Linked DNA regions of Homo sapiens: region 2 is linked to region 1. Evidence: read pairs that join two places in POLR2A ChIA-PET (ENCODE). Cell type or tissue: GM12878. All regions are shown on one strand.

Evidence for each region. ChIA-PET counts read pairs that join two places held together with the same protein. Peaks named below come from ENCODE experiments on the same cell type or tissue, not always from the same donor. Only the 100,000 strongest peaks of a DNase experiment are listed, where the experiment ranks them.
Region 2: POLR2A ChIA-PET joins it to region 1 with 9 read pairs; 2 of 35 experiments call an interaction of 5 or more read pairs at or near these places.

The regions. Positions count from the first base shown.
Region 1 is chr2:64,530,511-64,538,510 of GRCh38, reverse strand. All of the region lies in intron 1 of AFTPH (aftiphilin), which reads right to left. Among named protein-coding and RNA genes, the nearest start is that of MIR4434, 9.0 kb to the right of the region's middle. In GM12878, no CTCF peak of the experiment used is centred here; a DNase peak (open chromatin) is centred at 3,890; H3K4me3 peaks cover 3,091 bases; H3K27ac peaks cover 3,505 bases.
Region 2 is chr2:64,777,264-64,785,263 of GRCh38, reverse strand. It overlaps LOC105374776 (a long non-coding RNA gene), which reads right to left. Exons shown (of 3, transcript XR_002959393.2): 1 at 7,794-8,000. Among named protein-coding and RNA genes, the nearest start is that of LINC01800, 82 kb to the left of the region's middle. RefSeq lists an enhancer at 56-599. In GM12878, no CTCF peak of the experiment used is centred here; no DNase peak of the experiment used is centred here.

The DNA.
Region 1 (8,000 bases):
ATCTGAAAAATCAAATATAAACACATTCCAAAATAGTGCTCAAGAGTGTATGCGTGTGGAGTGTACACAGGTAATGCCACAAATGGGTCTACCGATACTAATAACTGCACAAAAACTATGGAAGGAATTCCATGGAGAACAAATTCCTAGCTGGTTGACCTTTTTTAATGATGGTTTTGCTTGGTTTAAAGTTTTACTTTTTCCTGAGAGGTAGAAAGGCTAAAGGATAAAAGAAAAAAATATATAACATTTATTTGCAGGGTACCCAATACATCTGGTTAGAAACAACTTGAGAATTGGCCCGTCATATAAAGCAGAATTTTTCACACATTTTTCCCCTATGACTCACAGAAGAAATACATTTTACATGATGACCCAACATACATTTTAAAAAAAAAAGTTTCGCCAAACAGTATTTACCCTTACTCTCTATGTACTCTGATTTTTAGTTCTATTTCATTTTTTCTTAAAAGCTGGTCATGACCCTCTTAAATTGATTTTACAAACCAGAAATAGGTTTTAATATAAAGTATAAAAAAGTATTCTTTCCATCTCATCCAATTCCTCCAAATCCAATTACTGCTTCTAGCATACAAGAGGAGGGAACAGGGCTTCTTTTAAAACAAAGACTTCCTCCCTGATCTGGTGCTTACAAAGACAAAATGCATTCTTAAATTACATTATTTCAACGAACCAAGTATTTGATAAAATGAAAGTGTTCTTTTTCTCTTTACAGAATTGTGTATAAAAGTAATAAACGAAAATTACTATTTATTTTTCAAATTCATACTACCTTCAATCTAGGAAGCATGCTACTTTAAGGATAACATTTTAAAAAACATACAAACATAACATAAAACTGGAACACTTTGGCAAATTTTAACAATTTTCACTTTCAGAAAGCATTTAGCAATTGTTTAAGTTTGCAAACATTAACTTTTCTGGTCCAGTATCTACAATGTAAAAGTTCTCTAAAAGATACTATTGGTAGGAGTATATATTGGCTCACACACCCTATTGCAGTTTAGTAGCATACGAAACATTTTAATGAATTCTTTTTAAAATTTTTAATTTTTTAAACTTTTATTTTAGGTTCAGGGGTACATGTGCAGGTTTGTTACATAGGTAAATTGAGTGTCACGGGGGTTTGGTGTCCAAATTATTTCATCACCCAGGTAATAAGCATAGTACCCGACAGGTGGTTTTTCCATCCTCACCCTCTTCCCTCCTTCCACCTTCAAGTAGGCTCTGGTGTCTGTTGTTTCCATTCTTTTGACTAAGCAATTTCATCTGCAAGGATGTATTCTACAGAGGCATTCATGCAAATATACAAAGATATTTCCACAAAGTATTGATTCCAGTATTGTTTGTTCAATTTTTTAAAAAGCAGCTGAAAACAGTCTATTAATAAGGAAGTGTGTAAATAAAAAGTGCAGCCATTAAAAAAGAGAAAGCTATATTACTAATAGGGCAAAGTGTCTAAAATACATTTTTAAGTGAAAAAGCATTTCTGAAAAGCATTCTTCTTCTTCTTCTTTTTTTTTTTTTTTTTTTTTTTTGAGACAGAGTCTCCTTCTTTTCCCAGGCTGCAGTACAGTGGTGCAATCATGGCTCACTGCTGCCTCTGCCTCCTGGGTTCAAGCAATCCTCCCACTTCAGCCACCCAAATAACTGGGACTACAGGTGTACACCACCATGCCCAGCTAATTTTTAAATTTTTTGTAGAGACAGTGTTTCGCCATGTTGCCCAGGCTGGTCTCAACCTCCTGAGCTCAAGCAATTGACTTACCTTGGGCTCCCAAAGTGCTGGGATTACAGGTTTGAGTCACCACGCCCTGCTGGCAATTCTCTTTTGATTCTCCTACTTATATTCTATCCCTTATCCTTCAATGAATCTGATTGCCCTGGCTTCTCTATATTCTTTTTTTTTTTTTTTTTTTTTTTAAGATGGAGTCTCGCTCTGCTCTGTCGCCCAGGCTGGAGTGCAGTGGCGCGATCACTACAACCTCCACCTCCCAGGTTCAGGCGATTCTCCCACCTCAACCTCCTGAGCAATAGCTGGGATTACAGGCCTGTGCTACCATGCCCATCTAATTTTTTATTTTTATTAGAGATGCGGTTTCACCATGTTGGCCAGGCTGGTCTCAAACTTCTTGACCTCAGGTGATCTACCCACTTTGGCCTCCCGAAGGGCTGGGATTACAGGCGTGAGCCACCATGCTCAGCCGCTTCCCTATATTCTTATCACTGAGAAATCTCATCCCCCTTTTGTTTTTATCTGTTCATAATGCTCAAACCTTACCTATATGTCTGACCTCCTGATCTGCCTACCCAAATGCCTTTTTAAAATCTCTCTACCTGGATGTCTCAGATGTATCTCCTATTCTCCAATTCCACGACTGAATTCAACCTCTACTCAAAAGGTGAACAGAAACCACTTGTTCCTACACTATATTCTAAATTCTAAGTCTAGAAATCTGAGTGTTACCCCAACCGCTCCCCCTCTACCACAAATTAAATCAATCAAGTTTCTCCCTCCTTAATATCTCTTACTGTATTTGTTTTAACATCCCACAACCTATACCTTGTCAGGGCCTCATTATTTTTGGCCAGGATTACTGCAGTCTACTTAAAACTCCTTATCTTAGCCAACATGGCTAAGATACTCCCTCTTTGTTCCAGCCAGACAAAATTACCTCTGGATTCTCCACTGGCATGGTTACCTCTAAGTTGTCACACGTCATTTCTTCTAATGTATTGTTCTTATATGTCCAAAGAACCCACTGACTAAGCCTTCAAAATTCTATTCAGGCATGAAGTTTTCTATCAAGGCTGGAGAACTGAGATCACCTATATTTACTAAGTTACTATGTGATAGGTACTGTGCAAGGTACTTATTCATACACCAGTTTATTCATACATTCAGTTTAATCACAAAAACCCATTTTACAGAGGAAGAAACAAGTCACATAATCTGTTCACGGTCCCACAAAGAATAAGTAAGGAAAGTGGGACTCAAAGCCAGTGTTCTTTTCGTTGTATCAGGTTTCTTGTCTGAATTAATCCTCCTTTATATCTATTTCCTATTACATTTAACAAAGCAAATCACATTTGTTTCCATGTTTTTTTCCCCTAATAGGTTCTCAACCTTAGCTTTCTATTAACTTTTTTCTCTAATAGAATGGGTAGACCCAAACATCTTTTTTAAAAGTTTCGAAGATGATACTAAATGGGTTAGTTAAGGTTGAAAACCTTTGTGTTAAGTTCCCAGAGTACAGGAATGCCAATGGACTTTATAACTCCAGGGATGACATAAATGTTTCTAAACTGAACTGCTAAACTCATTGATATAGGTAAATCACTGCAATAGTACTTTTTCCTACAAAAATGTTTTCTCTTATGATTTGGTTGTATAAATATTTTAAAGTTGTGTTGTACACATTTATCTGAGACTAGCACTAAGAAACTTAACATTCTTAAGATTTCAAAAACAAGGAGTTTACAATATTAAATCGTCAATACTCTTCTTAAAAATGAAACTTGAAAAATTTACTTAAAAGGATCAAAGTTAAAGCACTGTGACAATTTTTGAAACAACACATAAGTATTTGAGACAGCTCTAGATTTGGGAAATTCCATTTTGGAAATATTACTACTTTCTACTTAACCAGAAAGTTTATGAAATCATTTGTTTATTCCTTTTTGAAGCTTCACTTATAATTAGTATATAATTTAAATGTTATGGAATTCTCAGAAAAAAAAAAAAAACAAGCTTAAAGAATTAAACACAGTTTCACTTGCAGATGAACATAAAGAAATGCTTATGTGAACAGCAACACCAACAACAAAAAACTTCCCTACTTCCAGAAACCAGGGTCACTGCTAATCTGATTAAAATCTGAACTTTTTAGTTACGTGTAACACTTGCCCTGTGCTTTGTGTAAACTTATGAAACCTAATGAGACAGAAAACTATCATCCGCTGGCACAGAATCTGAAATATGGAAAAGAAGAGGAAGTGGTAACTTGGTAACTTAACTATAAGTAAGAAGTGATGAATACTCAAATATTCTGTTTGGGCTTCAGGCGAGAGAAAATATGAATTTTTGATATCTGAAACTCTTAGTAATTTTTTTTTGAATGAAGATATTATCAAAAAATAGTAAAAAGTATAAAAAGAGTTCAGTGTAAAAAGAGTTAAATTATCTCTTAATAAGTTCATTGCTTTTTATAAATAGCCACTAAAAACAAAAGCCTTAAGAAAATAAATCAATGCTTCAGATTTTGAGTGTCACTGTAGCAGAAGTATTTTAGCTGCAAATACTCCAGGTCAACATTTTTGCATCCACATAATAAACAAGATGAGAGATGATAAACCACAGCAAAACTGAAAATACTACAAAACTTAAGCAATCACCAAGAAGAAAACACCAAAAACCTCACTTGGGAGGGTGGCTAAGGCAGAAACACTATTCATTTCAACCATTTAAAAAACTGTGGCCTCACTAAAATGTAAGAAAATATTAAAAATCCTACTCCTAGGAGTTTTGCTTTGAAAAGTATCACATGTCACTTAGAATGATTTAAAGAATAACAAGTGGTAAATAATTCATTAATCACTTAGGAAGGATCACTTTTATTACCTAAATACAGAATTGTTAATTTTATATAACATAAAAATTGAATCTGTTAGCAATATAGAATTTTCATATTTATTAAGTTTATTGTTAGGTATTTTACCTTTTTCTGCTCATGTAAATGGTAGTCTTCACTTCCACCCTAACTGGCAAGCATTATTTACATAAACAAAAGCTCTTGGTGGTTATATAGTATACCATCACATCACTAGCAAATCGGGGTAGACTTACCTTTTCCTTTCCAAGTCTCATAACAATGGTGATAGGCAGGAATCTAATATTCACTCTTAATTAAGATATTGATTTCTGAGTTGAGGTGTATGTTTTTATTGTCTTACAGAATTATTCAGTAATTCTTATTTTAAGTTGCTTTGTTAAAAAATCACAAATGGGGTTTTAAATGCCTTTTCAATATTTATGAAGATAATTATGTAAGTTTTCCTTAGATTTTTGTTTGTTTGTTTGTTTTTTGGAGGCAGGGTCTCACTCACTCTGTTGAACAGGCTGGAGTGCAGTGGTGTGATCTCAGCTCACTGCAGCCTCGACCTCCTGAGCTCAAGTGATCCTTTCATTTCAGCTTCCTGAGTAGCTGGGACTACAGGTGCCTGCCACCATATCTGGCTAATTTTTTATATTTTTTATAGAGATGGGGTTTTGTCATGTTGCCCAGGCTGGTCTCAAACTCTGGAGCTCAAGCAATCCACCCACCTTGGCCTCTCAAAGTGCTGGGATTACAGGCATGAGCCACCACACCTGGCCTAGATCTATTAATACAGCAGAAACATCAATACCTATTCATAATTGTCTTCAGCTTGTTTGATAGTTAGGAAGCCCAGTTTATTTTCTGCAGGAAAAAGGTAAATGTTTCCAAAGAATCAAATAAGCATTACGTAAGATTATCTACTTAATTACACATATGTCAAACGGTATGTATTTAAACTTATTTGATCTTACTCCTTGCCTTCATTTTTACACAAAGTGGGCTACAAAATAAATTTTCCCATAGGTATTAAACACACTCAAATTAGTAATACAAGTTTATCTAGGTTTCATCCTTACTCAATTTTCCCAAAACAATTTCATCTACCTAAGGCTTTTATTAATAATTACCATATTCTTGGACTCTCAGATTCATCTTTACAGCCTAGCCAAGCCAGTTCCCTGCTTAGACCTCTCCACTTGATTCCACAAAGATCTCAAACTGAGCTTAACAAGAACAGAGCTCAAGCTCTCTTCCCTTAAAGCTGGTCATGTTCCAGGGCTCTCTAACCCAGTTACCATACCAGAAACTTAAGATCCCCTTTGACAAAGCTCCTTATCCTTTAATATCTGTAACAAATGATTTCACCTCACAAATCCCTCAATTCTGGAATATCTACCTCTTTTCACCTCTGACTCCACTCTGGTCCAGAATGCCATTATCATCTAAACTAATCTCCCTAAGTAGTATTTGATCATGCCCAACCCAAGTAATCTTTTTAAAAGTCAAATTTGATCATGCCAATCCTCTTCTTGTGATAAAGATTTTTTTAAAAAAATTTTTAACAAAGACTTTAAACCATTCCTCTCTCTCCAGCCTTACTCCTCCTTTCCCTTATTGTTTTCAATGCTCTAGGCTAGGCCTTCTTCCAGTTTCTGAAAGGTAGATAATTAACATTCCCTTGTGCCACAGGGTCTTTGCACTTACAGTCCCAGTGCCTAAGACATTCCCACACATCCTTCAATTTTTAGGTGAAAGATCAATTCCTCAGGTAAGTTTCCTAACACCCTCCCTCAAGTCCTCCTACACATATTTCTTTCAGAGCATAAGAACCATAGTAAGTTATAGTTTGTGATCAAACACTTGTAACTTGAAAAATTACCGTGCAACCCATGTATACTACGAAAAATATATTGAGAGGTTTAAATGTAATATGTAATTTTAAAAAATCTATGTATTCCTTTCTATAAGAGTTAAGTTAATCTTATATTTTTTCTCTAAATAAAAAGTGTCATTTCTAGAGCTGGGCTGTCCAACTGACAACAATTAAGCCATATATGCAATTAAAAATCTTCTAGTAGCCACATTTAAAAAGAAACAGATGAAATTTTATCTAACCCAAAGTATCCACAATATTATTTTAACATGTGACCAATGTAAAATATTACTGATATATTTCACATTAGTTTTTAAAATCTGCTGTGTATTTTACACTGAAATCACATCTTAATTTGGGCTAGTTTCATTTCAAGTGACACATTTGGCTAGTGGCTACTGTATTAGACAAGATAGTTCTAGAAGATAGTACTGTATTTTTTTATACTTAAATAGCTTGCTAACAGAATAGGTTAACTTAAAAAGAGCATGGCATTAAGCAAGATTAATCTTATATCAAATAAAGGCATATCTCAGGTTTAAATCATTCAAAAATTTTAAATTATGCAAACATTCCACACTGCTGAAAAGCCTAAATTCAAAATAAAAATTCCAGTAATTTAAAAACTGCATATTACTGATCATCTGAGGAAATAAGGGAGATGGGGACCCAACCACTGCTGGTAGGAGTGATTTTATTATAACCTCTTAGAAAGTAACAGGCTTTCCCTCTGACTTAATAACTCTACTTCTAAGATTTGATCCTATGAAAATAATCAACAATAAGGTCAAAGAATTATGTACAAACTTTTTCACCAAGATGCTCTTCTATGATGGTAAAATCTGGAAAACCCACATTAGTGGGAAATAGCAGAGATAACTTGAAAATGGCATTCTACACAGTCATTAAAAAGCATGGTTTTTTTCATTTTGTGGTGTTTTTTTTTTTTTTTTTTTTGAGATGAAGTCTCACTCTGTCACCCAGACTGGAGTGCAGTGGTGTGATCTAGGCTCACTGCAATCTCCACCTCCCGGGTTCAAGCAATTCTCTTGCCTCAGCCTCCCGAGTAGCTGGGATTACAAGTGCCTGACACCACGCCTGGCTAATTTTTGTATTTTTAGTAGAGACGGGGTTTTACCATGTTGGCCAGGCTGGTCTCAAACTCCTGACCTCAAGTGATACTCCCGCCTCGGCCTCCCAAAGTGCTGGGATTACAGGTGTGAGCCACCACACCCAGCCAAAAAGCATGTTTTAAGGAAAATTTAGTAACATGGAGAAATGCTCACAATTTAATAAGTAAAAGAAAGATCAACGCAATATGATTCATATGTATATGTATGACATGCTCACATATCCACAGTAAAAATAAAACAGGAAGAAAACCAAAATATTAACAGTTTTCTTTTTGTAGTATGATGACCAGTGATATTTTTCTTCTATTATCCCTCTTAACATGTATTTATTGAGTGTTACTTTGTGCCAGGCATTAAAACAGAAGGGTTCCTGCC
Region 2 (8,000 bases), 250 kb before region 1:
GAAGAACAAGGACTTGGATATGAGGGTGGATGACCCCCTCATCAATGTCAGACATAGATGCTGGCAGTTGCTCCTGTGGTAGACAGGAGTTCTCTTCAGATAATTTGGAGCTGGGGGTCTGACCCTGGACCTTCAGAGGCTAAAGGCTGTCCTTGGGGCAGGACCAAATGAATGCTCTGAGGTGCCAGGATAAAGGCCTCAGCTGCCCATCTCTCCTTGGTGCAGCTGCTCCTGGTGAGCCCTGCTCGTGCGCCACGCCCTCCCCAAAGCTGGTCTCCCTGGTCAGTCCAGTTGCAGTCTTCGCCCTCTGGCCTAGTTGCAACAGGAGTTTCCGCAGGCCCCAGCAGGCCGAGGGAGGAAAGTGCAAAGAAAAACAAAGGGGTTTCCACACACTGGCCACAAACACACAGCACAGTCTCAGGAGGCAGCCCAGGCAGAGGTTCAGGTGGTTCTCTGTGAGCCTGTGAACTCTTAGACCTGCTTGCCCTGCCAGCCTTGACCCTGCTGCTCCAGCTGCACAGTGCCCCATGTCCCTTTGCTCTGCCCACGCTGTAGCCTCCCTCTCTTGGTGGTGATGCCATGAGCGGCAGGCGGCAGGGTGAGTGCCTCCAGGCCCTTGGTTTCGGGAGAGTGGGGGCACCTACCCCACTGGCCTCCCTGCTTCAACTGCTCACCCCTCAGGGCCTCTCAGAGCAGGGAAAGGCCACTCCACCTGGCCGCAGGCCCTGCCTGGACCTCTGCTCCTCCCACAGGCCAGCAGATCCCCTGTAGCTCCCTATACCCCGGCAGCCTGTGTGTGCTGGGCTTAAATACTCGTTTCCACACCTAAGTAACCCAAAGTCTGGGGCAGGATTGCCAAGAGTTGCTGGGGCTGATGTTTTCTGAGTTCTGTCCACCTCTGGGTCCTGTGGCTCCTGCCTCTTTCCACACACTTGGGAAAAGCTCAGACCTTCACCTACTAACAGGCCTCTCCCCCAAGCATTTCGTGAGTGTAGTCAACTTTTCTGAAAGTGGAAGTTCCACTGGGAAGGGCCCATGTTGAAGCCTACTGCCTTTTGTCATCTGACTAGTTCTCCTCATTTGCCTTCCTTTCCCCCTTCCCCTAAGACCAGAACGAATCTCTCTACTTGTAGGTAAGCCATTTAGTGTCCACTTTTGGTAGCAGAAACAAGCTGTTGGGGTCACCCTCCATCCCAGTGGTTTATCAAAGTATCCCTCCCAAACACACACCAAGCTCTCCCTAAGCATTGTGGTGAATAACAATGTCTGCATTACATTTCCCCTCCCAGCCCTGGACTTAGAGATGGGGGAAGCAAGGAAGATCCTGCTCCCTCTGCCCAGGACTGTAGGCTTCCCGTGACAGTCCCCCTGAGCAGTGGTTCTCCAAGTAGGACCCTGGGACCAGCAGCTTGGCATCACCGGGGAACTTGTGAGAGGTGCAGATTCTCAGACTCCACACCAGACCCACTGAATCTGGATCTCTGTGGTGGGACCCCACAATATGTTTGAACAAGCCCTCCAGGTGGGTCTCATGCACACTCCAATTTGAGAAACATTATCTTAGGACTCCTGATCCTCTTGCTCTCCTAGGAGGAAACAGGTCCACTTCCCTCCCATCACAATGAGACTGAGGTTTCTCCCATGTAGTTGTGTTTTGTCACTTTCGATTAGGTGCTGTGGTCCACCTTGCTAGCCCATGCCCTCTGTCTTGGGCCATAAATCAAACTTTTTCATCATCTCTCATGAGAAGCTGGTTATCCACCAAAGCTCAGTAGGAAAGAAGCTTAGAATATTGGCCCTCCCAGGGAGTACTGTTGTGTTAAGAGGACAAGAAAACTAAACGTGTAACCTCACGCTTTGGGTAGAGGAAGGACTTAGGGGAGGCAACATGATTTCCTCACACTTTGGAAGCCACCTCATTGGGAGGATTCCCTTATTACTAGGAAGGGGGACAGGATCCATGATGCTTCATGCTGAAGTCAGACTTCCATTAACCATAACCTTCTGGAACACAGGGCTGGAGTGGGAAGCAGAGGCCGATCACATAGGGCCTTAAAAGCCATTTCTAGAAGCTGGACTTGGGGAGAGCCATGGTAGGCTTTCAGGCATAGAAAAGATATGCTCAGATTTGAATGTGGGAGATGGCTCTTCCTTGCAAAGAATGGATTGGAAAGGGGTTGGGTGAGGTCAGAGACAGTGAATGCTTGGAAACCAATTTGAGGAACAGGTGAGAGGAATTCAACAGTAGCTAGATTTAGGGCATTGGCAGTGGTAATGGGGAGAAGGAAACAGACTCTAGAGATGTTTAATGTGGTGGGAGAAGGAGAAAGAACACCCATATATGACACTTATGATGTGCTAGGCACAATCACAAGCACTGGACATTGAAAACTTACAATGACAACCTTGTGAGGTCTGTACTATTTTTTAAAATTATTATTTTAAAGACAATAAAGACAAGGTCTTGCTACGTTGGCCAGGCTGGTCTCGAACTCCTGGGTTCAAGCGATCCTCCCACCTCAGCTTCCCAAAGTGCTGGGGATTACAGGCATGAGCCACTGCACCAGGCCCAGTCTGAACTATTATAATCCTCATTCTACAGATGAGGAAACTGAGATGCAGAGGAGCTAAATAACATGCCCAAATAATTTCTGATTGAGTGAAGGTAAGAGAGAGAGGGAAGACAGTCAAGAAGGGCGCTTTGGTTTCCTACATCAGTACTGGGTGGATACAGTACTATTTCTTGAGATCGGGAATTGGGGAGGAGAAACAGGATTTTCAGATAGGGAGATAATGAGTTCTCCCTTGGACTTGCTGGGTTCTGGAGGTAGAAATATCCAGTCATAAATCCTTACTGTTCTCTTTTAAAGAAGCCAGCATAATGCAATTTAAACATTTTTATCAGAGATTGTTATGATGAAAAAATATTCAGTTGTTCTGAGGTGGGTGAGCTTCAGTGATGTAGAGTTACCAGTGTAGATTATTTTTAGGGCTCTGGGGCTTGGCTGAGCTTTGGGATTTTTATCCCTGAATCATGAAAGATAAAGCCATTGTCTTTTCATGAGTAACCACCACCTCAGAGTATTTAATTGTCTTGTTTTGCATGTAAAGCCACTTCTTTGGAAAAAGGATTCTTCACCCAAGAGATCAGAATGAATCAAGTAAATACGTATTTAGACAGTTTCTAAAAATCTGTAGTTTAACCCAAGAGACCAGAAAGGTTCCTGTCTCCTGGTAAACAACAATTAAATGGTATATTAAAATGTATATTATGTATCTGATTGGTCCACAGGGTAATTAGGCATTTTAGGAATATTTTTAAGCATGTGTTCTATATCTCTCAGCACTGTTTCAATCCATCAAGTAACTGAATACTTAGAACATGTGTTCCGCATAGTAAGAGTCATTTTATAAATTCCCATTAAAGGGAACTAAACTAAAAGGCATCAGCTGCAGCCCATTTTTCAGAAGTGTTTATGCTGACCAAATGTAGACAAAGGAAAACAAAATTATAGAGATAAATTGTCCACCATGGAGTCTCACTCCCTGGCTTGGTAATAGCTGAGGGGTGACCCTAGACTGTGAGGAGCAAACTTTGGGGGTTTCTTGGGCACCTTCTGTAGTTAGGCTACAAGATGTGTTGTGGTGGAGGGGAAGGGTGTTATAGCATAGGTGCAGGTTATAGCCCCAAGGGAAAAGTTCACACTTCCCTGAAGAGAATGAAAAGCAGGTGTTCTCTTGGCTGGTTGGCCACTGGAAAGGAATGAGCCAAGGTCCAGTTCTCTCTGATGTGTTGTGTTGGCCAAGAAGTTGGAGCAGAGGTGAGAGGTGAGTTGGGTACTCATGGGGGCCATAACAAAAGGAGGTGCAGGGGCCGGGCGCAGCGGCTTATGCCTGTAATCCCAGCACTTTGGAAGGCTGAGGTGGGTGGATCACTTGAGGTCAGGAGTTTGAGACCAGCCTGGCCAACATGGCGAAACCCCGTCTCTACTAAAAATACAAAAAATTAGCTGGGTGTGGTGGCACGCGCCTGTAATCCCAGCTACTTAGAAGGCTGAGGCAGGAGAATTGCTTGAACCTGGAAGGTGGAGGTTGCAGTGAGCTGAAATTGCACCACTGCACTACACAGCCTGAGCAACAAAGCAAGACTCCATCTCAAAAAAAAAAAAAAAAAAGAAAAGAAAAATGGAGGGGCAGGACCTTCCTAACAAAACTCAGAGGGCATGTAGCTATGGCCCTGAGGCCAAGGGGTTCTCCTGGCTCCCTGTGTGTGCTAACAACACCTGCTAAGGCCTACGAGCTCTCTTAGCCTCAAATTGTTCTGAAGGAGGCAGCAACATACAAGGCACTCTATTTTCCCTAATATGTCAGCCTATCCTTTGTATTCATAAAGTGCTGTTTGCATATTAACTCTTTCAGGCTGTAAGGAAACAAGGATTCACTGAGCATGCCATTTTCCTAGTCTGAGAGTCTCTCTGAGGCCTTGGCCATTAAGTAGAAGGAACTAAAGCTTCTTCTAGGCCAGGCACGGTGGCTCAAACCTGTAATCCCAGCACTTTGGGAGGCAGAGGCTGGCGGATCACCTGAGGTTAGGAGTTCGAGACCAGCCTGGCCAACATGGTGAAACCCTGCCTCTCCTAAAAATAAAATGAGCCAGGCATGGTGGCTTGCGCCTGTAATCCCAGCTACTCAGGAGGCTGAGGCAGGAGAATTACCTGAACCCTTGAGGCGGAGGTTGCAGTGAGCCGAGATCATGCCACTGCATGCCAGCCTGGGCAACAGAGCGAGACTCCGTCTCAAAAACAAACAAACAAAAAAAAGCTTCTTCTAAACTAAATGGACTTGGTGGAAAAGGGAGGTTTGCAGCATTCTGAGCCAGAGTGGTAGCCACTGTATCTTAAAGGTCAGAAGAGCCACACAGGAGAGAAAAGGAGCTTAAGAACTTCAGATCTCACTCGGAAGAACTGTGGAGTAGGCAAGTGAAAAAATAAAGTGATTCACCAAAGATTAAGTACAGCAGGCAAACATGAGAGAGAAGAAAAGGAAAGTCAGCAAACAGGAAAGTGATTAATAGAGAGGAGCTGAGAGGAAGTAATAATTGGATGAGAATTTTTGAAAAAGGGAGGAAAGGGCCGGGCATGGTGGCTCACGCCTGTAATCTCAGCACTTTGGGAGGCCGAGGCAGATGGATCACCTGAGGTCGGGAGTTCGAGACCAGCCTGACCAACATGGAGAAACCCCTTCTCTATTAAAGATACAAAATTAGCCGCGCATGGTGGTGCATGCCTGTAATCCCAGCTACTCAGAAGGCTGAGGCAGGAGAATCGCTTGAATCCGAGAGGCGGAGGTTGCAGTGAGCCAAGATCACGCCATTGCACTCCAGCCTGGGAAACAAGAGAGAAACTCCATCTCAAAAGAAAAAAAAAAGAAAAAGAAAAAGGGAGGAAAGGAAAAGTAAAACTTTCAGAGGAAAAGGCAACCAATGTCAAAGTATGGGTTTCGTGGGATTAATCAATGATTTCCTCACTGCAGAGAATTTTTCCTCCATATATAAAGAGGAGAATTCACTCTCCTAGAAAAGATGGCAGCACCCCTCTTGTTTTATCTGTGGCATTAGGACAGCTCACAGCACTGGCTCCTATCTGGAAACTGGAGAATTCTTTTGATGTTATTTTTGGACGCAGTCCTAATCAGTTTTAAAGTATGACACAGAAGCATTCTTCCAATGTTTAATGTCTAAAGTCATTGATGCTGCTGGATGAGGAAGGAAATAAACTGCGTAAAATACCTGAGTGGGTCTTGGCACGGTCTTGTGGCCTTAAGAAATGACTGTGACCTCAGAATCTATATCAGATAAGGCTGCCAAGAGAGCTTTAGAATGGGTCACATATTTATTACCAGCAATGCTGAGGCTGCACTGGATGAGGGCTGCCCAACTTCATTCTCAAATCGTCATCATTCAGTGAACACATCCTGTGTATAAGCATTGCCATGGATACTTTGCATTTACCGTGCCCTGATTTTGACAACCACCTTGCAAGGTAGGGTCATATCTGTTTCATTTCACAAAGGGGGAAATCTGGCATGACTGTGGCCTCAGGAGTGCCTTTACACTTCAGTGCTGCCTGCATAGCCACCTAGGAGTGGTATCCTTGCTGAAATGTTTTGTTGCTATTTTTTCACAAGTAAATCAAAGAAGCCACTTGCTGAACTGTTTTATGTGCTCATTCTTTACAGGACACCAGCTTGTCTTCAATCCAGACTCTATTTCTCTCACGGTCAGTAAGTCGTGGGTTAATAGGAGAAAAAAAAGAGCCCTGAAAGGTTAGGTCCAGGACTCTGGACAGACAGTTCAATCACCAACATCCACTTGGTCATCTGCAACATGTCTGACATCTGCTAGGTGTGTTTTAAGGGATATGAGGGAATTTGTATGACAAAGGGGCTTATGGCTTTATTCAGAAAAGAGTCAGTCAGTCAACTGAAAAATCAGTCAGTTGATCAACAGCTGTTTATTGAGCATTTGTTCAACTATGTGCTGGTTAAGGCCTGTTCTAGGCTCTGAGATACAGCCATGAACAAAACAGACAAAAATCTCTGCCCTCAGGGAGTTTATAGTCTCATAGGACAGAGAGAAAAATCACTAAAATATACAGCATGTTAGTGATAGGGTAAAGAGAAATGTAAAGACAGAAAAGAGAATAAGAATGGAAGGTGTCCACATGTAAATTGTGATGTAGTAACATATTTGCTTCTTTACTAAAACATCAATTAACATGATCTAATGGTGGGTCTAATAACTACAATCTTTGAAATCCCCTCCTTTTACTTCTCTGACACCACTCACTACTGGTTCTCCTAAGTAATAGACATTCTTTTTTCACCTCTGAGAGACTTTAAGCTCTCTTTATGAGGTTATTCTGAACTACGCTGGTGATCCCCTACCACTCTTCATCCATTTGAAAAATATAAAGACCTTTTACTTGATACAGGGCCACATACAGAGCTTCTCTAACTGGAGTCTCCATGTAACTCCAGAGGCTGTTTTGCTGGGTGCTAAGAGTTGAGGAGGGAAGTCAAACTTAGGAGGTCTTAGAAGCCTTCCCAGTTTACCCTCTCTACTACAAGTCTTCCCTCCTGTGTTATCGCTCAAGTTGCAATAATAAAATTCTGTAGACTGGGTGGCTTACACAACATTCTAGAGGTTGCAAGTCTGAGATCAGGGCGCCAGCATGGCCAGTTTTGGGTGAGGACTGTTTCAGGCTGGTAGGCATGCACACACATGACCCTTTCTTTGTGCCTGCTTGGAGAGAGACAGAGAGACAGAGAGACAGAGATAGAGAGCTCTGGTCTCATCTTATAAAGGCACATATCCCATCCTTAGGGCTCCACGGTCATGGTCTAATTACCTTCCAAAGGTATCATCTCCAAATACCTTCACATTGGGAGTTAAGGCTTCAATATATGAATTTTGGGAGGATGTAAACATTCAATCCATAACATCTCCCAAACACACCATTCTATATCTCAGCCCCTTGTTGGCTTTCTTCATAACACACTGTTACTTGTCCTTGTTTTCTCAGTTTACTTGGTTTGTGTCCATCTCCCCAGCTAGGATAACAGCTCAATGAGGACAGACACAGTTTCTCTTATTGTGATGTCTTCATCTCCCAGGACACAACATGTGGCATATGATAGAGGCTCAGTAACACTTACTTAATGGATTTAAAGATGAATGAATGAATGAATGATTTCCCATAGTCCTCACTCGCATCATAGGTTAAGGAACTTACCAGGTCTGGGCTTTTGTCCCCATGTCTGTTCTCACGGCGGAATGTAGATCTGCTGCAATGTCGGCCTAACACTGGCCACAGTCTCGCCATTTCCATTTTCCCTTGCTCCTCATCATCCATCTTAATGCTATTGCTCTTGGTTTCACATGGTTTTAGTCCACACCATATGATAACTCACATTTGTTTAAATCCAGTGTCTTTTGTGTG